3 separate regions of the Homo sapiens genome follow, and all the other regions are linked to region 1. Evidence: chromatin loops called from intact Hi-C (ENCODE). Cell type or tissue: mammary epithelial cell. All regions are shown on one strand.

Region 1 (8,000 bases):
ACCATACTTGGGAAACACAGTACTATTTCCTGCCATCTTGGCATCTACACATCTTTGTGTTTTCACTTGGCCTAGTGCTAGGTGCAGGTAAAATTGTCAGACAATTGCTCTGTGAGTCTCCAAACAGCTCCTTAATTAGCTTGTGTAAATGACTTGCTCAACAGCACAGCCAAGTCTGGCAATGGTGGGATTTACACCTAGGCCAGCCACGTGACTCCAAAGACTGTTTCTGGTACAGCAGAAATGGCAATGGAGAAAATGATATTGAAGCTTAGTTTACCTCATGAGCCTTTGTTTAAGGTTGATACAGGCTAGAGTTATTATTTAGTCTGTGAATTCCTTTTTACCAATGCAAAACTAGGAAACATTTAGCATTCACAGAATGTGGCCATTCAGTCTTCCTAAAGGAATTAATATTAACAGTCCTTGTCAACTCACAGCATAGTTCTCTGAGGATGTGTTTCTTTCTGTTTAAATAAAAGAATTCCTGAAACAGGCCAGTAGGTTAATACTTTACACAAAGTCATCCAGAGCAAATATTCTCATACAAATATAGTTGTCATAAGAGGCTCCAAGTGCCTCTTAATACCATACACATATTCAGTCAGCTACTGAAGGGAAGAGAGAATGATTAGAAAGTATGAAGGAAGGAGGCTTGGAGTGGAGAGAAAGGAGAACAATTTGCAAAGACAAAGAAATTTTAAGCCAGATTTAGATAAGAGTACTAGAGCTGGTTTGAATTAGAGGGGAATAAGCTGTGTAAGTTGCCTTCTTTCTTTTACTTCACCTGCAGTTCCTTTGGGAAGCTCTTTGCTGAGCCAGGATTAGAGAAATTTTATTCCTATAACTGTAACTTGTTTTGACCAGCTTGCCCCACCAGTTGAGAGCTATAGTTTGAAGAATTCTCAAGCAAAGAGACTTTACCTGGTTGATGAGTTCAGAATTCAGATAAAGCCTTGAAAGTGGGAATGAGTCATTGTTGGTGCCTGATGGCTATAATTCTCGAAGGTAATCGGGTTTAAAAGCAGTTTTTTTGGTGAATGATGTCATCCTCCATAAAAGCAGATTTTAATTTCTTTTAAGATACCAGTGGAAGTTGTGACCCAGAAATGCCCCAATGAGACCTTACAGATGGCTATTTTCCTGTGCTGTTTGGCATATGTTCATGAAAACCACAGGGGAAAATTGGCTTTGACATGCTTGTGCTTTAAGGTATATGCTGCAGTACCTTGTAAAGGTTCATTTTATTGCCAAATATAACATTCAGTTACCAACTGGAAGTGTAAAAGTTCATATTTTCTTTTTTCTGTTTTTTTTTTTTTAACTTTTAAGACATTATATTTACTAAGATTCTGGCGATAGCTTTATGTAACAAGACACAGCATACCAGGCTTGCTACTCAACTTGTTTATGGTAAGTCTCAGCCTCAATATGAAGCTGTATTTTTTTTAAAAATCAAAACCCTGCTTTTTATATGCTCAATATCTTGGCAAGTGTGCCATTAAACACAGCAGTGAACTTAAGACAGCAAGAGAAAGGAGTTAACAAAAGCTAAACATTGCAGCCTAAACAAACTTCATACAAAAAATAAAGGAACTATCACTGGTTACATGGAATTTTCCTGACTAATTAAAACTTTATGGTATGAAACATGCACTTTAGAATATTTAGTTTTCAAGTTCAAAAAGTACCAGTGTACCAGTGTCTATTTGAAACCATTTCTCTCCAAAGCCAAAGTGTCATCAAAATTAATTCAAATGACCCAGCATATTCTAATGCTAAAAAATATTCAGTATTATTGAAGTGGAGGTAAATCCCAGGGGTTTTGGGGCTTTCTCATGCTGCAAAAGGGCTGTTTCTCTGGTTCATTCAAAGAAGCGTATGACAAAATCCAAGGATGTCCCTAAGCTCAGTAAAAGGCAAGACTCCTGGCACCCAGCTCTGACCTCTCCATAAAGCCTGGCTACTCTTTCCTCAAATACAGGAAGTGTGAGGATCAAAGGCATGTTGTTCTCCTAGCTTAAAGAGACAGCAAAGCACCTCCTCCCTGCATCCTAAAAAGCACCTTTCCCAGGTAAATAAAAGTCTACACGGGGAAAAAATTAAAATACACTGATCTACAGAGTACGGATTTTGAAATGTCAATGTAATCCTTACTTCAAAAATTTTAACTACTTTAAAATTTTTAACATCTGGCCGTTTCTGATTCCACCTTAAAGATGTATTCAAGTTGGATTTCTGTTGATTTATCATTGTACACTTCTAGTCAAAAATATTAATTTTATTCCCAAATATTGTAACCACTAGTGCTACTGCAATGTATTATCTCCCAGAGTTATCAAGCACTGGAAGAGAAAAGAATAGATAAGCAGCAGGCAACATTTACGGCCCTTGCACACAGCGGCATTTGAATAGCTACTGGGTAGTCTGGGGATAATTCTTTTTTTTTTTTTGAGATGGAGTCTTGCTCTTTTGCCCAGTCTGGAGTGCAGTGGCACCATCTCAGTTCACTGCAACCTCTGCCTCCCGGGTTCAAGTGATTCTCCTGCCTCAGCCTTCCAACTAGCTGGGATTACAGGCACCAGCCACCAGGCCCAGCTAATTTTTGTATTTTTAGTAGAGACGGGGTTTCACCCTGTTGGTCAGGCTGGTCTCAAACTCTTGACTTCAGGTGATTCACACGCCTTGGCCTCCCAAAGTGCTGGGATTACAGGCGTGAGCCACTGCGTCTGGCCAGTCCAAGGATAATTCTAAAAACAAGAAAATTCATGCATTATAGTAAATATGTTGTAATTTTCACAGTTGAAATTTCCTTAGACATTGTACTTTCTCTATAAGGGAATCCTGATTTTTCTTAATATTATGATGAGTCAGGACTTGAACTAGCAGCCTTCTTTCTCTTCTTACTGTTTTTCTCATGCTCCTTTTTCCTTTTTTTGTGTTGTTTTTTCTCATTCTTCACTGCTTTTCTTCTTTTTTGCTCTTATCTCCTCAATATACTCTGATTCTGACAAGGACTCAGGTGATAAAGATTTATCTTCAGAATATGGGTTTCTTTTTGCTGAGTCGTTTAATAGCCTTTTTCTTTCTCAGTTGGGTCCTTCTTTTTCTTTAAAAAGAAGTCTTTCTTCCTTATTGTCTTTCTATCCTTACTGTCTGATTCAGTTTCTGACATGGAGCTTTCAGAAGATTTATGTGAATGGTTCTTTTTCTTTCTCCCTTTTCCATGTTTCTTATCCTCATCCTCAGAATCAGAAGAACTGCTGGAAGAATCAGAGCATGATGAAGACGATGAATACCTACCAGATTTATTCTTTTTCTTTTTTTTTCTCTTTTTTTGGATAAGCTCTTACTTTCACTTAACAATTTCTTCCTGTGTTTTTCTAGTTTTTTCTTCAAATTCATACAAAGCCTTGGCGCCTTTTTCTTTTTCTTTTCTAGTTGCTCTTGCACTTCTTCCCAGATAGGCCTTGGTTGACGGAGAGAATCCTGGATTGTTGGCCCTTAAGACTGGATTGGACCCCTTGATCTGGCCATTGCTGTTGGATTCACATAGGCTACCCGATGGTCCTGCTTCTCCTTGGTGCCCGAGTGAGCGCACAGTCACTCATCAAGGGACACGGTCACCCACCAAGGGAAACCTGGCTCGGGAGGCAGCTGAAGTAGGCCTGCCGCAGGTCCTTCTGCACTAAAAGTTCGTATTTTCATGAAAATCTTACCAATGTGTTTAGCAGGCTTGCTTGTTTCATTTTCCCCCCATTAGTCAGTGCCTACTTGGTTTACCACTAGAGGGCATTGTTGGCAGTGATATCAAGAGAAAGCATACTACAGCATTTTGCCAAAAAATTTTGTGCAATCTTTTTCAATTTTCATTTCAGCCAGTAAATAAAAACATACATTTAAAAGCTACTTCATTTAATATTTTATTTTTATATTTTATGCATCCCAAATACTGAGCTTCTAGGCTTTTTGTGTGTATTAATTTAATAAAAGAGAAATCATTGTAAACTTTGGTTCCAGTTTTCCAACAAACGCTAAATCTAGAATCTGTCAGTTTTCCCCCTGCAATGTAATACACTCTCACACATCCTTTCTTGGAATGTTATCGAGCACTTGGAGACTCATTATTTTTTATTTCCCAAAAGAGTGAAACTATTCTATTTTCCATATCATGGCTTTCCTGATATTTGTCAGAGGATCTCAAACTAGCAAGGGACCTTCAGTTTATCTAGTTCAACTATTTATAATAGACAGAATTTCTTCTACACAGTGATGAAGGGCTGTCTAAACCTCAAAATGATAAGAGAAGCGTTTTCCATTTTGGAACAACTGTATTATTTATTGGAAAGTTCATCAGGTGAAGGCAGAAGTTTGCCTCTTTGAAATGTATTGTATCAGATAAGATCTTTTAGTTGCAGATAACAGGAACCAAATCAAGCTTGCTTATGAAAAAGGGGGGTAGATTAATTATTAGAAAATAGAGGTGTCCGGGGCCTTTTGGGGGGTGGGGGGCAAGGGGAGGGAGAGCATTAGGACAAATAATGCATGTGGGGCTTAAAACCTAGATGACGGGTTGATGGGTACAGCAAACCACCATGGCACATTATGCCTACATAAAAAACCTGCACATTCTGCACATGTATCCCAGAACTTGAAGAAGAAAAAGAAAACAGAGGTGTCTTGTGGGCTGTGGGTAACTGGACACCTGAGATCTGTCGGTACTCAATCTCTCTCAGTCTGCTGCATCTGCTTCCTTCTATGTAATTACTTCATTCATTTCTCTCTGCACATCAGGATTTTCTGCTTCTCGCATCCCCATGGTGAAATATGCCATTTGAATGATAAAAATGACAAATAACTTTTGTTACCTAGCTGGAGTAGGCTGTTTCAGCATTCTATGAAGCTGGCCACCTCGGGATGGTGCAGTATGTGATTTGATCTGTCGTTCCCAGGGTCACAGGCCCACTCTCACACTGCCTTCATGGTGAAGTAGGTCTCTTGGTTGGATGCTTTGTTGTGTGGGTTTCCAGGTCTGTGGATGAGGCACTCCATAAGCCCTTGGTAATGGTGCTGGCTAAGGCTGTGCAGGCAGGAAAGGAAAACACACGCTTAGGACAGGTATCTGTCCCTGTGAGGATGAACGGCTGACTGGTCTTTCCAGGATGGAAGGGTTCCATGTGGTCAACTTGCTACTAAGTGGCTGGTTGATTCCCTCAAGGAATATGCCATATTGAAGATTCAATGTTTATTTCTTCGGATGTTCAGAGGTAACAGTAGGTAGACAGGCATTGGTAAGTGAGGTTCATGCTGTCAGGCTCACACATAGCCTCCATTTCTGCCACCATGTCCAGCCTGTTCATGTGTTCATCATGCCTGCTCTGGGTGACCAATGACAAAGACTAGTTAATGTCAAGAGGCTGAGTCATCTCATTTTACTTGGTTGTTCAGTGCTTTTTCCATGGTAGATGCTTTCTGGTGGGTATCCACATGTAAGACACAAGTCTTGACACTTTATACATTCACCCATTTGTCTACCCACATGGCTTTTCCTCAGACTCCTTGTCTCTGATCTTCCAGTCCTTTTCCTTCCAGTTCCCCGCCTGCACAACTAGGCCATTGGCCATTTCCTAGGAATTTATATATATTTTCACCTTGGGTCATTTCTCCTTCTATCCAAAGTGGATGACCAGTTATACTGCTCATAGATCTGCCATTGGGAAGATTTCCTCTTTACTCTCTTTCCCTGAATGTGGTTGTAATGAAGCCACTGTCTATTTTTTGGTTTTCATCCATATACTGAGCCAATCCATCCATAAACCAAGCTTTGGCTTCTTTCTTTCTTTTATCTGGTCATACAGGACCCCTCTGGCCCACCCTCCCTCATTCCCACCCAAATATGTTCATAAGTGCAAGAGTTGGGGGCATTGACTGGTATAGCTGTGCTTGGTGATATGGGGTCTTGGTTTCCTACTCATGAAACTTACTCAAGCCTTCCAGCCCTGTTCAGGTCTAATCCCACATATATCAGCACTCTCTTGCAATGGACTGCTACTAGCAGGACTGGAAGGCATGAGTAAGCATCATGTGGCTTTATGGTTTAGTGGATCCTACAGAATTCAGTGCATAATAAGCATTTCCAGATGGTCATTTGGTCTCTCGTGGTCAATTGTTCCATCACTTCTAGGACCCAAACACACCAAAAATAAGAGCTGTTTTTCAAAGTGCACATAATTTGATGTTGATGGCATGGTTTTGCTCCATAATCTCAGGGGTCTGAGTTGTGATTCTTTCACTTGAGCTTGCCAAACACTCTTTACTACATATTTTCCCACCACATGACACCTCTTACCATGGGGCCTGTTGAATCATATGGACCAAGTGACAGGGCTGATTGCACTGTGGCCTGGTCCTGCTTTGACACCTTTTCCTGCTCAAGGCCCCACTCAAAGCTGGAAGCTTCCCATATCACCTGATACATGGGCTGTAGAAATATTACCAGGCATGAAATGTATTACCTCCAGAGCTCAAGGAAGCTGACAAGTGGTGGCCTTTCTTTGTGGTAGGAGATGGAGACGCAAGATGCAGCAATTTGTCTTTAGTTTGGAAGAGCTAACCCTACACACCACTCACCTACTGGACTCCCCAAAACTTCACTGAAGTAGCTAGTCATGAATCTTCACAGGTTTTATCTCTCATCTCTTGAAATACATGTCAGTGATAATAAAAAATATAGATTTGCCCCTTGTCCCTGGTTTCTGACACAGGTCTTCTAAAATTCTTGGAATTTCCTTAGTGATAGGGGTAATAGAATCATCTTTTGGTATTCATAACAAATATCTTTCAACCATACCTGAGTTTATGCTAGCAGAGTGACTCTTGATGGGCCCCTAAATAGCTTCAGGAGGGGAGCTATTTGCCAGAGGAGTCGACCATTGTAATTAGTGGGTTGAAACTTTCAACTTCACCTCTGAACCTCCAGGGAGGAGAAAGAAACTAGAGATTGAGTTTAATCATGACCAATGGTTTAATCAATCATGCCTACATAGTTGAACCTCCATCATAAACCCTAAATGATAGGATTCAGAGAGCTTCTGGATTGACGAACACATCCAGGCGCTGGGATAGTGGTCCTCCCAGAGAGGGCATGGAAGCTCTACATTCCTTCTCCCATACCTTGCCCTTTGCATCTTTTCCATTTGGCTGTTGCTAAATTGTATCCTTTATAGTAAAGCAGTAAGTAAACTGTTTTCCGAAGTTCTGTGAGGCCTTGTAGCAAATTAACAAACCTGAGGTGGGGATTGTGGGAGCCCCATTTTGTAGCCACGTCAGACAGAAGTATGTGTTCACTGGAGACCCAATACTTACAACTGGAGTCTAAAGTAAGAGCATCCTTGTGGGACTGAGTCCTTAAATCTGTGGGGCCCAACTCGAATCCCACATAGTTAGTGCCAGAATTGGATTGAATCATAGGACACTCAATTGGTGTCAGAGGATTGGAGAGTTGCAGACTTTTTTGGTTAAGGAAAAGACCCTACACATTGATATCATAAGTGTTGTAAGTAAAAACAGCACAGAATGTCTTACCAAGGCCACCAGTATACTAGCTACCTCCTGCTTGACCTGTCCAAAGCATATGATGTCATGATGTAGTAGATGAGTGTGATATTCTATGTGATGTCCAGGTGGTCCAGACCTTTTAGGACCATATAGTAGTTCCTTATTATCCGTAGGAAATATGTTCCAAGATTCTCAGTGTGTGCGTGAAACTGTGGATTGTAGTGAACCCCATACATACTATGCATGAGTTTCTTTTTCCTTCTCAATTTAACAGATAGAAGATTCATTCTAACCATAGGTCTTAACAACCTCAGCATATGAGAACTTTTAGTTTCAACTTAAAGGAAGCAATTTACAGCTTTTCTTTGGCATATCGAATTGCCAGCATCACTACTCTTGCATTTTGAGGCCATTATTAAGTGAAATAAGGGGTATTTGAGGAA
Region 2 (8,000 bases), 120 kb after region 1:
TCCATAGTAACCAAGTTCCAGTTTCTGAACAATTCCTATGTTGATGCTGTACCTTCTTTGCAGTTTGCAGACATTAAATAAAGTAATTTGCTCTTAGGAAAGCCATATCTTCCACTAGACTTTGCCACCAAAATTATTGATATCTTGTTTTGTATTTCTAAGAGTCAAGGCCAGTATGTACATACTGGGGAAATTAATCACAACTCTTTTCTTCTTTTTTTTCTTTCTCTCTCTCTGGACAAATACTTTGAGCACATGGAAACAGCTAGGCAGCAAGAATAGAAACCATAAAACTTCAATGCAAAAAGAAGTCTATTGGTAGAAATCATAAAATCAAAGCCAGAACACCTAAATTCTTCTCCTAGTTATGCCAGCAGTATGATTTAGAAGAAATCACTTAATTCAGTTTCTCCTCTGTGTAAAACACTCACACTTAATGTTTCATGATAATGATAGTATGGCAATAAAATTAATAACTATGAAAGTACATGATTATATACAGTAATAAGATATATAAATGATGATTACTGGATGAGTAAGCTTATTAAAAATAGTTAATAAGATTCTACTATTTCTTAAAAACTGGCTAGGTACCATGAATAAACAATACCTGCTTTCAGAAATAATACTAAAATATCTTCTAATATAGATTTGAAAATGATTTTTAAAGACAATAAAGTAACTGTCTTAAAAAGCCAAAAAGAAAAAGTCAAGACGTGTAACACGTAATAAGGTAAGTTAAAAGGAAGTAAACGTTTGACCGTATTTCCTCCCTCTCAGAGATGAAGCACAATTCCTTATGAACATTATGGGCCAATTATGTAAATATAGCATCAGAAGGTTTATAAATTTTTACTTACGCTTAGTAAAGAATTAAAAATGGGCTTGTCATTTCTTGTCACTCTCCCAGTCTCCCTACCTGTACCAGTCTGGATGGCTTTCTAGCTGTTAAAAATTTCTCTACTTGAACTGCATATATTAGCATAAAGTCGTTATGACCTCATTGGTTTTATCAGAGAGCCTGCTCATATTTTCCAACATATTTTGGAGAAATAAAATTCTGTCAGCTGAGAAAAACTTTTGAAGGCTTTGAAGTTGTGAGTGTTTCAATACTCATTCCCCATAGTAGACATTTTTCTTATTTCCTTTTCTTAAATTACTGTATATATGCAATGAAAACCAATTTCCTCTTTTGTTGTTGCTTAAACTAATTTAGTGGTTTTCAACAGGGGCCAAAGTGAACCATAGAGAGCATTTTGTAAATGTAAGAGGATGTTGATAGTAGTCATTAAAGATTCGGGTCGGGTATTAGTGGCATTTGGTAGACAGAACCCAGAGATGCTAGACTTTCCACAATGTGGCAGATAATCCTACTTAGTAAATAGTGTTCCCACATGACACGTGCCTTTCTAGGCATTCATGCAGGTGAAAAATAGATTACAATTATCTGGCCAGGCACAGTGGTTCCCACCTGTAATCCCAGCACTTTGGGAGGCCAAAGGGAGTGAATTACTTGAGGTCAGGAGTTCAAGACCAGTCTGGCCAACATGATGAAACCCCGTCTCTACTAAAAAAATACAAAAATCAGCTGGGTGTGGTGGCGGGTGCCTGTAATCCCAGCTACTCTGGAGGCTAAGGCAGGAGAATCGCTTGAACCGGGGATGTGGAGTTGCAGTGAGCTGAGATCGTGCCACTGCATTCCAGCTTGGGTGACAGAACCAGTCTCCGTCATTAAAAAAAAAAAAAAAAGATTAGAATTATATGAACCTAAAGCCTAGCTCTATATGTCATATAAATACAAAATATTTTTGCAGTTTTAGTATATACCAAAGTCTTTAGGATGTAACTATTTATTGTTTAAATTCCGGAAAGACTCTATATTGATTTGTTCAGACGTTTCCAAGAGTTATCAGTTTGGAAAAAATTACATCACCAATAGCAATACAACTTGGTAGTATTCATGTGGTTGATACAACTTATTGGACAGAGAATAACAGTAGCAATAATACCATCAGCAGCAACAAAATCAACCTGAATCTGATGAATCCTCTGCTTTACATGTAATACAGGAAACAGAAGAGCACATTAGCTAATCAACTAAGAAATTTAAAAGACACTTTTTGTAATTTGTGGATATAACATATCCTAATTCAAGCAAACTGTAGAAATTTATAAGACAGTAGAAACTTAAGCACATGGTACTTAATGATATTAAGGAATAACTGGTAAATATTTTAGGTGTGATATGGTGTCATGATTATGTTTTTTGAAAAGGGTTCTTATCTTTTAGTGATACATACTAAAACATTTATAGATAAAATGATATGACGTCCTCTGTTTCTAATGAATACAGACAGTAGGAAGCAGATGAGAATGTAGATGAAAAAGTTGGGCCATGACTTGTAATTATTAAAGCTGAGTAATAGTTACATGGAGATTCATTATAGATTATGATTATTTTTGACTGCAAATATCTAAGTTCTCCATAGCAAAAAGACTAAAATAGAAGCCTCAGTTTGGGATGCACAGACTCAAATGTTAATGGTGTCATCAACATGGCTGTGTCTGCTCAGGAAGGAGAGGGTCAGCAAGAACTGAAAGGAAGAAGCAGAGGTGCATGAGGTGCAATAATCTTTTTTTTTTTTTTTTTTTTTTTTTTGAGATGGATGTCGCTGTGTCATCCAGGCTGGAGTGCAATGGTGCAATCTCGGCTCACTGCAACCTCTGCCTCCTAGGTTCAAGTGATTCTACTGCCTTAGCCTCCCAAGTAGCTAGGACTACAGGCATGTGCCACCACGCCCGGCCAATTTTTGTATTTTTAGTAGAGACGAGGTTTCGCCATGTTGGCCGGGCTGGTCTTGAACTCCCGACCTCAAGTGATTTGCCTGCCTCGGCTTCCCAAAGTGTTGGGATTACAGGTGTGAGCCATTGTGCCAGTGCAATAATCTTTATACGGTTCTTTCACCACAGCTCTAGAAGATGAGAATTTCCCCATTTTCCAAATGAGGAAGTGGAAGTTCCAAGAGATGAAATACCTCTTCCAAGCTTATACAGCCAGTAAATGGCAGAGCCAAGATTTAGTCTCATCCATCTATTAGAGAGACCTCCTCACTGTACTTGCTGTTTCTGCTTTACTCTTGTTCCATATCTTCCTTTTTCTGTGGTATCTGCCTAAATGCTTGTCCATTCCTGAACCAGCTTCATCCTGCTTTTTCTGGTCTGGTCTCAAATCATCTCAAATCACTCTCTCCTCTGTCTTCTTGGCACTCTGTCAATTCTCTTTGCCTTTACCCCGCGTTGGGAAAGTACGAGAATTTTGCTGGGGAATTGAAGCCCCATAAGAGTAGATGTGGGTCAAATTAGGGTAATGAAAACTGAGTTTCATGTTGTGAGATTTCTACCTTAAGAAAAAATTAAAAGTGGCAAAATTCCATATTCTTAAGTTTAAAAAACAGACAAAATATTACATATACACAATTTTTAAAGATTTGAAGAACACAAAGAACTGGCTTTATATATTTTAGTTCTCTGCCTCCACATGTGGAGAAGATTTGCACAGCAAGAGATTTTATTAAATTGGTAATACAAATAAAATGTCTTGTGTGAATGAAGGCAGCATATATAAAGATAGTTTTCTTCCCCTCTCAGGCCATGGGTAATATGCAGTTGAGTAATAATCAGTTCAGGACTACAATTTTAAACACTATGACATGTTCCATTATCTAAGATTCAAAGAGTTTGGAATACAATTGTAGGAATTCAATTTCATATTTACACCCACATAAAAATAGTATAAATTCCTATTATAAAGCCTTTTGCTAGTCCAAAAATGTACTCAGTCAATTCATTTCTTTTACACAGATCCACGTGTAATAACAGCCTCAGACACAGATGCTATTATTTTACCTTCAAGTTAGAGTCACATTAAGCTCCTACGAGGGGTATTTCAAGAGAGGCTAGAGGACATGTATTGGAAGTTTCAAGTTTCAGACAGTTTGTTCAAAGTAATCTTCATGGAGCTTCCCAATCACAAAATCCTGTTGAAAAACAACACTAAGGTCTTAGATCTGCATTTCTGAGGCTGAGTCTCAAACACTGGTTTGAATCCTCAGACATACCAATTTTAGCAATAGTTCAAAATAACTGTCTAATTACTTTACACATTACATGTATTTTAGGAGTAGTCTGTCTGCAAATCTTTTCTATTCATACTCTTTAGAGGAATATAGCACTTATTTTTCCAAGTCAAGTCAGGACACCTCAGACTTGTTCAGGAGACAAAGATTCATAACATTTGCTCTTATTTGCAGAACACTATATTCTGTATAGTAATTTTTAAAAAAATACAAACCAATACATTTATTTCACCTATACTCTTTTAATCTATCTTATGAAATCACAACCACCAGCCCATGTGTCTTGAAACAAAATAACACCCAACAAATGGTTGAACCAAGAGCAAATAGTTAATTTTGAGGTTTCCTATTGATATAAATTTGCAGTTTCATTTTCTTCTATCATATATGGGCAATCTCTAGCAGAAAAGTAGTCTGGAGCCAAAGCCTGTAACACATTATTGGAGAACAATTTGAATTGAGAAATTCTATTCATTAGCTTTTATTCCCTCTGCAAACAGGATAAAGGCAGTCATTATTCAACATAACAGCCAAATATTGATTCTCTAGTTTATGGAACACTAGCGCCCCCTAGGAACCCTGTTTAAAATATGTAAAAATTTTAACCTATGAGAGGAGCACTCAATTAAAGGAGTAAGAAAGATCAGTATCAGTTGTAATGTCTCCTTTTTCATCTCTGACTTTATTTATTTGGATCTTCTCTTTTATTCTTAGTCTGGCTAAAGGTTTGTCAATTTTGTTTAACTTTTCAAAAAACCAACTTTTTGTTTTATTGATCTTTTGTATTGTTTTCATTTCAGTTTCATTTGTTTCTGCTCTGATCTTTATTATTTCTTCTACTGATTTTGGGTTTGGTTTGCTCTTATTTTTCTAGTTCTTCAGATGCATCATCAGACCTGTTATTTGAAATTTTTCTTCTTTTTTGACGTAGGCACTTACAGCTATAAAATTCCCTCTTAGTACTGCTTTTGCTATATTCCATAGGTTTTGGTATATGTGTTTCCATTATTTGTTTCAAGAAATTTTCAATTTTCTTTTTAATTTCCTCATTGACTCACTGGTCATTTAGGAGCATATTGTTTAATTTCTATGTTGTATTAGTCTGTTCTCATGCTGCTAACAAAGACATATCCGACACTGGGTAATTTATAAAGAAAAGACGTTTAATGGCCTCACATTTCCACATGGCCGGGGAGGCCTCACAATCATAGCGGAAGACAAAGGAAGGGCAAAGGGTTGTCTCACATGGCGGCAGGCAAGAGAGCATGTGCAGGGGAACTCCCTTTATAAAACCATCAGATGTCATAAGACTTAGTCACTATCATAAGAACAGCATGGGAAAAACCCACCTCCATGATTCAATTACTTCCCATTGAGTCCCTCCCATGACACGTGGGGGTTACTACAATTCAAGGTGAGATTTGGGTGGGGACACAGAGCCAAACAATATCACGTGTATTTGTATAATTTCCAAAATTTCTCTTGTCATTGACTTACAGTTTTTTTTTTTGAGACAGTCTTTTTTTTTAGAATGCTAATCCCCCAATTTTATTTAATCACTATACTTCCTGCATAATTATTATAATTATTATTATACTTTAAGTTCTAGGGTACATGTGTACAACATGTGGGTTTGTTACATATGCATACACATGCCATGTCGGTATGCTGCACCCGTTAACTCGTCATTTACATTAGGTATATCTCCTAATGCTATACCTCCCCCCTGCCCCCACCCCATGAAAGGCCCCAGTGTGTGATGTTCCCCACCCTGTGTCCGAGTGTTCTCATTGTTCAATTCCCACCTATGAGTGAGAACATGGGGTGTTTGGTTTTCTGTCCTTGCAATACTTTGCTCAGAATGATGGTTTCCAGCTTCATCCACGTCCCTTCAAAGGACATGAACTCGTCCTTTGTTATGGCTGCATAGTATTCCATGGTGTATATGTGACACATTTTCTTAATCCAGTCTATCATTGATGGACATTTGGGTTGGTTCCAACTCTTTGCTATTGTGAATAATGCCGCAATAAACATGTGTGTGCATGTGTCATTATAGCAGCATGATTTATAATCCTTTGGTTATATGTCCAGTAATGGGATGGCTGGGTCAAATGGTATTTCTAGTTCTAGATCCTTGAGGAATCACCACACTGTCTTCCACAATGGTTGAACTAGTTTACAGTCCAACCAACAGTGTAAAAGTGTTCCTATTTCTCCACATCCTCTCCAGAACCTGTTGTTTCCTGACTTTTTAATGATCGCCATTCTAACTGGTGTGAGATGGTATCTCATTGTGGTTTTGATTTGCATTTCTCTGATGGCCAGTGATGATGAACATTTTTTCACGTGTCTGTTCACTGCATAAATGTCTTCTTTTGAGAAGTGTCTGTTCATATCCTTTGCCCACTTTTTGATGGGGTTGATTTTTTCTTACAAATTTGTTTAAGTTCTTTGTAGATTCTGGATATTAGCCTTTTGTCAGATGGGTAGATTATAAAAATTTTCTCCCATTCTGTAAGTTGCCTGTTCACTCTGATGGTAGTTTCTTTTGCTGTGCAGAAGCTCTTTAGTTTAATTAGATCCCATTTGTCAATTTTGGCTTTTGTTGCCATTGCTTTTGGTGTTTTAGACATGAAGTCCTTGCCGATGCCTATGTCCTGAATGGTATTGCCTAGGTTTTCTTCTAGGGATTTTATGGTTTTAGGTCTAACATTTAAGTCTTCAATCCATCTTGAATTAATTTTTGTATAAGGTGTAAGGAAGGGATCCAGTTTCAGCTTTCTACATATGGCCAGCCAGTTTTCCCAGCACCGTTTATTAAATAGGGAATCCTTTCCCCATTGCTTGTTTGTGTCAGGTTTGTCAAAGATCAGATAGTTGTAGATATGTGGCATTATTTCTGAGAGCTCTGTTCTGTTCCATTGATCTATATCTCTGTTTTGGTACCAGTACCATGCTGTTTTGGTTACTCTAGCCTTGTAGTATAGTTTGAAGTCAGGTAGCATGATGCCTCCAGCTTTGCTTTCTTGGCTTAGGATGGTCTTGGCAATGAGGGCTCTTTTTTGGTTCCATATGAACTTTAAAGTAGTTTTTTTCCAATTCTGTGAAGAAAGTCATTGGTAGCTTGATGGGGATGGCATTGAATCTATAAATTACCTTGGGGGATATAGCCATTTTCACAATATTGATTCTTCCTATCCATGAGCACCAAATCTTCTTCCATTTGTTTGTGTCCTCTTTGATTTCATTGAGCAGTGGTTTGTGTTTCTCCTTCACATCCCTTATAAGTTGGATTCCTAGATATTTTATTCTCTTTGAAGCAATTGTGAATGGGAGTTCACTCATGATTTGGCTCTCTGTTTGTCTGTTATTGATGTATAGGAATGCTTGTGATTTCTGCACATTGATTTTGTATCCTGAGACTTTGCTGAAGTTGCTTATCAGCTTAAGGAGATTTTGGCCTGAGATGATGGGGTTTTCTAAATATACAATCATGTCATCTGCAAACAGGGACAATTTGACTTTCTCTTTTCCTAATTGAATACCCTTTTTTTCTTTCTCTTGCCCGATTGCCTTGGCCAGAATTTCCAACACTATTTTGTTGATCTTTTCAAAACACCAGCTCCTTGATTCATTGATTTTTTGAAGGGTTTTTTGTGTCTCTATCTCCTTCAGTTCTGCTCTGATCTTAGTTATTTCTTGCCTTCTGCTAGCTTTTGAATTTGTTTGCTCTTGCTTCTCTAGTTCTTTTAATTGTGATGTTAGGGTGTCAATTTTAGGTCTTTCCTGCTTTCTCTTGTGGGCATTTAGTGCTATAAATTTCCCTCTACACACTGCTTTAAATGTGTCCCAGAGATTCTG
Region 3 (8,000 bases), 580 kb after region 1:
TCTTTTTATATAATTAGCAGAAACTTTGAAGTTTTCATTAAATTCTAATCATAGAACAAAAATGCTAATCCTTTGAGAATTGAATTTAAAACTCTGTGATATGGCTGTAATTGTGGAAATAAAAACTTGTTAAGATTAGGATTATAGCTTTTGTTTATTTGGTCCTTTTTCCTTTGAGACCTTACTATACTTCAGTGGAAAACAGCATTAAAAAAAAAATATTCCATACAGGCTGGGCATGGTGGCTCACGCCTGTAATCCCAGCACTTTGGGAGGCCAAGGTGGGAGGATCGCTTGAGCCCAGGAGTTTGAGACCAGCCTGGGCAACATAGTGAGACCCCGTCTGTCCAAAAAAAAAAATAGAAATTAGCCAGGCATCATTGTGTGCGCCTGTAGTCCCAGCTACTTGGGAAGCAGAGGTGGGAGGATCATAAGCCTGGGAAGTCGAGGCTTCAGTGAGCTGAGATCGTGCCATCGTACTCCAGCCTGGGTGACAGAATGAGATCCCGTCTCAAAAAAAAAAAAAAATCCATATATGGTCAAAAGGTATTTTAGGCTCTCTACTGATCCCTTGGTAAAAGATGCTGCACCTACTGCAAGATTATTGAGGAGCACTTTGTCATGGAGATCAGGGTTGGAATGTTTGAGCCAAAGACCACAAAAAACTGACAGTAATCAATTATCGTTCCTGCCTGCTGCTTAGCGTTTACGTTTCTAGAAAATGCTCTCTTCAGTTTTCTCCTCTGAAATCTGAGACACAGAGCCGAGAAATAGAAAATAGTTTATGTCAAAATATTTTTCCGTTGATAGGCCACCTGACAAGCAAAGAGATTGAGGTGAAATCTCATCCAAATTAATGTGTGAGGCCGTGGAAAACTGCTTATGTTTTGTGTACGTCTTTAAAGTTAAGTAAGATTATACTTGAAGTTACTTATCTCAGTTTGCAAAGAAACAGAAATTATACCTACTTATTTTTTAGTGATGTTGTTAGAATAAGAAAACAATACCTAAAGTTAGCGGACCTATTGTGTTGTAAGAAATGCTGATTTGGATGTGCTTTGGAAAAATAAACGAAATTAAAGAAAATAACTCATTAGCAATGTTTTTTTTCAGGTTTGCTTTGCCTGTTCAGTGGTACAATTTCTCTTTTTTCTTTATTGATAAGAATAAAGCTGTGCATACTTTAAGAACACAAGGCGGCACTTCTCTATAACTCTGTGATCACATGATCACAGACCCCACTAACTAACTAATGGTTACTTTCAAGTGCTTGTGGCCAGTTGGAGTTTATAATTTGTTACCAAATCACTAATTATCTTTATTTTTAACCTGTATTTTGCCTGTCGAGCAGTCATAATCTCTAAAATTGGAGACTCAGAACCTTCAACTATAAAGAGTTTGTTTAACTAGAGGCAGGAAGAGCTGATTTTCCCTTGAAATGCATGGAAAATTCATTCATTTTTGTTTGTTTTAAACTTTTAAAAATCTGGAGTTATTAAGGGCTGTTTTTGGGTTTTTTTTTTTTTTTATTTGTTTGTTTGGTTGGTTTTTGTTTTGCTTCTGGATTATATAAAATGAATCTCCCTGGTTTTAAAGTCTAATAACCAGTGCTTTTGCTTTGCTGTTTTTGCTTTGGTTATAGTGGTCCTTTAAATAAAGAGTTAGCTTCTCCTTTGGCCTGAGATTTTAAGATCTTCCCAATAATCTTTAACTGTAGCCCTCATGTCCAGATGTTTTCTTGCCGTGTTACCTTAATATGCACATTTTTGCTGCCTGTTCTGGAAGTTCACAATTTGGAACCTGGGGTACAGGAAGGGGAGTGATCTTTTTGTTGATATTGTTATCTACATGTAAGAATCTGTGCGAAAGAGCTTTATAAATTGCAGATTTTATATTGAGTGGGCAAACTGTTTTTAGGTAATTCTAACTATAAAATATAAAATTTCTAAAAATCAACAGACTTCCTTCAGAGTTTAAGTTGCTTATAAAATTAGTTTGTTGGCAGTTATCCACGTCAGTCCATTTCATAAGGTGTGAAAATATTTTCTTCTTCCTCTTTTTCTTGCCTAATGTTACTTGATTTTCATCTATCCTGTTGAATAGTTGTTTATTTTTGTGATTTTCTACTCACATTAACAAAACAGGATAGATAATGAAAATATCATCTGAAGTTCATTCATTAGTTGAGATCTTTTTCTTTTCATTTCTAGTGGTTTGTAAAATTGACCTAATTCTTTCATTTATCTGCTGTGTACAAACTAGACAAGTATTTTTTTCCACAAATTTATTTGCTTCATGTTTTTAGTACTTTCCACTGGAATTTTTTTTCCTATGTGTGAATAATATTAAATGAGGAAACATTCTTACTTGGTTTTCTTTGATTTTTCATATGGGAATAAAAAGCTATTTAGCCATAAGTAAATGAAATATTTTTTTAAAAAAATTTTTGGTTGCTTTTGTCTTTATATCAATATTGTTAATTATAAGTAGGAATATTTATCCTAAGTTACACAAAGAAGAATTAGAAAACAGTGCTTTCTGTTGCACATTCATTTGCTGGAATTGGATATCAATCTTTGTCCAATCAGGAGAGAGAAACTGCATGATAATTTGAATAGGGAAAGTTTAATGTAAAAGCCTATAAATATAACCAGGGATTGGAAGTTAGAGATTGATAAGAGGTGAAGAGACTCTCAAGAATGTAAGACTAGCAGATGTAATATTATATAATATGAACTTAAGAGCTACTACTACTAAGGCTGAGATAGAATGCCCAAAGAAGAGGCCCCCTGGGACTGTGATCCATATCATGTTGGAGAGGGCCTGGCTCAGGCTCACTGGAAAGCAGAGAAGTCACCTTGTTGATGGAACTTACCAGTAATCCACTTTACTAGGGAGGTGTCTTGCCAGGGGCAGTCTACCAAAAACGCACCCAAGGTGAGTGTTGAGGGAACCTGCTGGTTGCTGCTGGCTCTTGTACACTGTAGGAGCTGGTCACAGGAGAAGCTGCATTTGCTGCAGGACCTGCAGACTGGGGAAGCCCCCATGCCACAGGAGGACCCCAGAAAGCAAAAGCCGCTCCTCTTGCCCTTTCCTGTGTCTCACTAGTGCCCTCTCTTGGCAAAACTTCACATGGAGTGACTATCTAGGAAAAAGTATTTTAAGGGTCCAGATCCATTTTCATAAAACAAGCAAAAAGGTTGAAGTTGGAACAGAGGCAATCATTAACAGCCCACACAACCCGAAAAGTCTTTCATGGTGAAAAACCCTTTCCCTTTCCCATTGGCTATGATAGTTTGTGAGATCACGTGATTTCATTTCTACTGAAATGTCTGTAAGAGTTATATGGATTGTTAGACATACTGATTTATTAACTTTTGTTAACATTTATTAATATTTTTCATTGGAGGATATCTGTATTCTTGAGATGAATCTTTGAGAATTTCTGTGTCACTATAAACACCAGTTTTTGTTTACTTTTTTTAAAGGATTGCTTCATTTAATCATGTTTCTTAGCTATATCCATTAGAATATAAATTTAAATGCTATGCAAGTCATTTAAATTTGTGTAGCAAATTTAGCAAATTTGGAGCTGCCTATGAAGATTTTATTCTTAAACTATTTTTGAAATAGCTCTAGAACCTTTTTTTAATAAATCAATTTTTTAAATTTAAAAATTCTTTACATTATATAACTAGACTAAAATTTTCTAACATGTCACTTTAACATTTTTTTATTGACAGATAAAATTTATGTACTAAAAAAACTAAACTAAAAATAGGAATTTTTATAAAACCAAATGTGGATCACAGCATTAGTAACCATAGAATGTGATTTTAATTTCTTAGAGGATGATAAAGTTGTCAGGAAACAACACTTACAACTTGGAATCACTGACCAGCAATTACATAGTTGCGAGAACCAGCAGAAAGGGGGTGTAGGTGACCCTATGTTGTTCTTGTTGTACCCCATGCCACTCTCAGAGGAAAGAGGATGAATACTGGGTCAAACCAGGGATAATTACCTGCCCACCACAGGAGTCATTACAATGAGGAAGTAAATTGGCAGATTTGATACGGCCCCAGACCCAGTGTCTGATGTTGGCCTCTTGGCAATCAGATAAGTTATTTAGAATAACTGCTTCATGAGTTGCTTGAGTTGATGCATCCAAACTTGCCCAGTAAGCCTTTCTCAAGAGCTGGACTAAATTCTGGTAAATCTGGTCCTCCCATGCATCATGGCTAAGTGAGATTATTGACTTCCACCTGGCTTGGTTCAGCCATAGTGGTGAAGTGGTGTGGTATGCTGTCTTTTAATCAAACAGACATTTAGAGGAGGTCTTTTGGGTCATAGGTGGCATGGGGATGGATTGCACAAAGGTGACTGAGTAGTTAGTTGGCTCAGGTTATTATGGAGTGATCGTAGCTGTCCCTTGGAGAGTGTCTCTATTATGAGCAGTACAGAGTATACTCTATTGCGCTATATTCTTTCAAAATAATCTTAGTAATAGCAAAAGCATGTCACATGAGGTAAGTTTTGCTCATGAGTGAGTTTAGGAATGCTGTTTTTAAAGACCATATGACTATAAAAAATAATATAGAAGCAATTTCTAAAAGAGGAGTTCAAATATATTTTGAGAAGGAGCAAAAAATAAATAAGTATATATTTCCCAAATCGCCTGCCTTAATAGGTACAGCACCCATCTGCACGCATGAAATTATATATTAAATAAAAATGTAGTCTCATTACATTACAGCCATTAAAATAACTGTGGTGCAACAAAATCTAAACTTTCTTATGGCTCCCAGAACAGACTAAATAACATAAATGTTCTTCAGGCACAGGCTTGTGTGGAAGTTCGGGCATACACTGTGTGTGTGTGTGTGTGTGTGTGTGTGTGTGTGTGTGTGTCTGTGTGTGTCTGTGTGTATAACTAAATTGACTTAAAAGAAATCTTGAAATTTAAAAGGATTCCTGGTTGTAGAAGATTTATCACTTTGCAGAAGGGTACCATGTTATTTTTAAAAATTATTACTATTTTTTATTATGTCATATTGTAGCCCCAGTAGGAGTTATTTTTCCTTTAAAGGAATGTTTGGATTAGGCAAAAACATGGATTTTAATGCTGTATTTTAAACTGTGACTTAGATAATTCTCTTATAAGGGGGAATTAATTTTTCTGGATATTGATTGGTTGATAATTATTTTTAAACTATGTGTCTCTGAGGTACCTCAGAGCTACAGCTTAAAATTTGCAGCTTTATGGCATTTGTCTAGGATGTAACAGGAAGAAAATGAATGTGTTAAGGATCACATTTGGTGTATATCTCAAGTAAATTCTTGTCACCTTTTATGGCAAAATAGAGAATATTACTGTATATAGCAAAATAAATCAGTTAAAAATCTGGAGAAGAGGGACTTACCCTGAATTATCTTGGTGGGTCCTTACAGGAGAGTGGTAGAGGCACAGAAGATGATGAGGCTGTTGAACTGTGGAGGCATAGATTAGAGTGACGTGGTCACAAGCCAAGGAACACCTGAAGCCACCAACAGCTTGAAAAACAAGGAAAGCTTTCTCTCCTGCAACCATTGGAGGGACCCTGGCCCAGCTGGCACTTTGATTTCAGCCCAGTGAAAGTGATTTTGAGCTTCTGACCCCCAGAACTATGAGAGGAAAATTTTTGTTGTTTTTATGCTCCCCCAGTTTGTGGTAATTTGCTACTGCATCTCCAGGAAACTACTGCACTTTGTACTGAAACAAATGTAAAAATAGATTGTAAATATAAAATAAACCAACCATAAGAGAAAACACTTTACAAAGAGATTGAAACTTTTTTTTTAAAAGAATATTGTTTTCAGTGCGGGTGAGGAGGTAATGAGACATGAGCTGAGCTATCTGCTGTGAAAGTGAAAACTAAATTGCCAATATGGAACAAAATTATGCAGCCGTTGGAAATTATATTTAAACAATATTTAAGTTTAAAAAAAAGACTACCATTTAATACACAGACTTAAAAATTTACTTACATTGTGAACCAAATTTTAAGTATCTATTTCTAGGGAAAAAAGTGAAATAAAAAAATACAGTCTGTGAAGTTAATTTTCCTTTGTTTAAACCTTGCTTTTCCACTTAGCTGTGTGACCTGAGAAAATTTCTGAAGCTTTTGGGGCCTATGTTCTCATCTATAAGATGAGGAAAGTAAAACAACATGTGTATCTTACGAAGGACTAAATATATTAATATTTTCTAAGCACTCAGGGCAATGTCTAGCACTTTGTAAAGTTGCAGTATTTGTTTTTTGTTTATCATAACTATTGGAATAAAATGTAAAAATCTAGGAGAATTCTTTACTCCAATTACTTCGAAAATCTTTTCCTTCTTTCTATACCTAAAATATAGAAACTGGAGCTCCCCTTTGAAAATGGCAGCTTGAGAAGTTGCACAGACCTGCTCCACAGCAAAACAAACATAATTGGTAAAAACTATTTTCAAAAAAAAAATAATAAAATTACTGGAAATTGTCCTACAGACACTCAACAAATGAAGAAACATATATTTAAGAAAATCTAAAACTTGGTCAGAACAGCAAGTCCTGCACTTGAGCTATGACCCACTCTGCTATGGTTTGAATGTTTGTCCCCTGCAAAACTCACATGGAAATTTAGTTGCCATTGCAACAGTATTAAGAGGTGAGACCTTTATGAGGTGATCAGGTCTTAAGGGCTCTACAGATCCCAATGAGGGGAAACCATATTTCACTGGGAGAGCAAACTGCTAGCATTTATCATCCCCTCCAGCTTTAAGTTACAGAGGCTAAACTCCTGGTGAGTGTGCCAATGTGGTCAGAGGTTCTCTTCCTCCACCCAGCCCCTACGCATAGGGCAGAGTTTCTACCCCAGGTGTGGCAAGCCTAGAATACTGGGGCTCTAATTGCCCTCACCCCACCTTGCTTGTAAGGTGCAGGTCTGTGCAGCTTCTCAAGCTGCCATTACCTTGCTTGTAAGGGAGAGAAGTTCAACACTGAGAAAGGCAAGCCAAGAATACCAAAGACTGCTCCCCCTACCCAGCCCCCAGAGCAGTGGCTGAGAGATTTTGCCCACTGAGAGAAGCAGTCTGTAAGAACAGAGAACTCCAAAAACCCTCCCCAAAGGAATTGATTTTATTTGAAGCACAGTGTGGGGAACTTCAAGCCTAAGGATGCTTTCAGAAACGAGAGGCTTTGGTGGTAAGCAAATAAGAGCCCACTGCTAGCTTCTTTTAAGAGCAGTAGGCTAAACATAGGCCAACTAATTCACAAAAGAGAATCAGAGAAGGAGCTAAGAAGAGCGCTCCCTCTTGAGGGGTCAGATCAAACCTCAAAGACTGGCCAAAGAACCCCACCCCCTAGTTTATTTGGATGAGACTGTGAAACAATTTATACTCTAGAACATTGTTGAAAACAATAGAGCAATCAGCTGGGAATTGGTTGAGCTACAAAGCTGAGCGGGATACCAGATGAGGCAAAAGAGAGATAAGGGAAAGAGACAGAGTCCTGCTAACATGACACTGTCATTGCTGGTAACTGTGTGCATGCCCAGTGCTGACCCTCCGAGGAGTAGCACCAAAGGCTTCACGCTGCAGGAGAAATAGACTTCCCAAAATAGTCAAGTTACTCAACAAATAAAGCAACAAAGACAAGCCCAGAGAGGGAGGAGAGGTCTCAGTAAATTCAGTTGATTAAATACATTACCTAAAATGTCCAGGTTTGAGCAAAAATCTGACACATGCAAAGAAACAGGAAAGTGTGCCCCATACACAAGAAAAACAGTAAACAACAAATTATGAAAGGACCCAGATGTGAAATTTAACAGAAAAAACTTAAAGGTCAGAGGAAACCATCCTTGTAGAAGTAAAGGAAGATATGATACACTGCCTCATCAAATTGAGAATATTGGTAAATAGATAGAAATTATAAAAAAATTATAAAAAAGAATCAAATTGAAATTCTAGAGTAAAAAGT

What was found. Peaks named below come from ENCODE experiments on the same cell type or tissue, not always from the same donor. Only the 100,000 strongest peaks of a DNase experiment are listed, where the experiment ranks them.
Region 2: a loop joins it to region 1, with 15 times the contacts of the local background. A loop is called at or near these places in 24 of 110 quality-filtered maps.
Region 3: it touches region 1 in a loop (11-fold over the local background); 83 of 110 quality-filtered maps call a loop at or near these places.

The regions. Positions count from the first base shown.
Region 1 is chr12:25,432,722-25,440,721 of GRCh38, forward strand. It overlaps the pseudogene FAM133GP. Among named protein-coding and RNA genes, the nearest start is that of LMNTD1, 120 kb to the right of the region's middle. In mammary epithelial cell, a CTCF peak has its summit at 3,792 (motif pointing right); DNase peaks (open chromatin) are centred at 980 and 3,780; H3K4me3 peaks cover 270 bases; H3K27ac peaks cover 447 bases.
Region 2 is chr12:25,553,333-25,561,332 of GRCh38, forward strand. It overlaps a transcript of LMNTD1 not described here. Among named protein-coding and RNA genes, the nearest start is that of LMNTD1, 4.0 kb to the left of the region's middle. In mammary epithelial cell, a CTCF peak has its summit at 4,694; a DNase peak (open chromatin) is centred at 5,449; H3K27ac peaks cover 207 bases.
Region 3 is chr12:26,014,694-26,022,693 of GRCh38, forward strand. The region is part of intron 2 of RASSF8 (Ras association domain family member 8); the gene reads left to right. Among named protein-coding and RNA genes, the nearest start is that of RASSF8-AS1, 59 kb to the left of the region's middle. In mammary epithelial cell, a CTCF peak has its summit at 3,114 (motif pointing left); no DNase peak of the experiment used is centred here.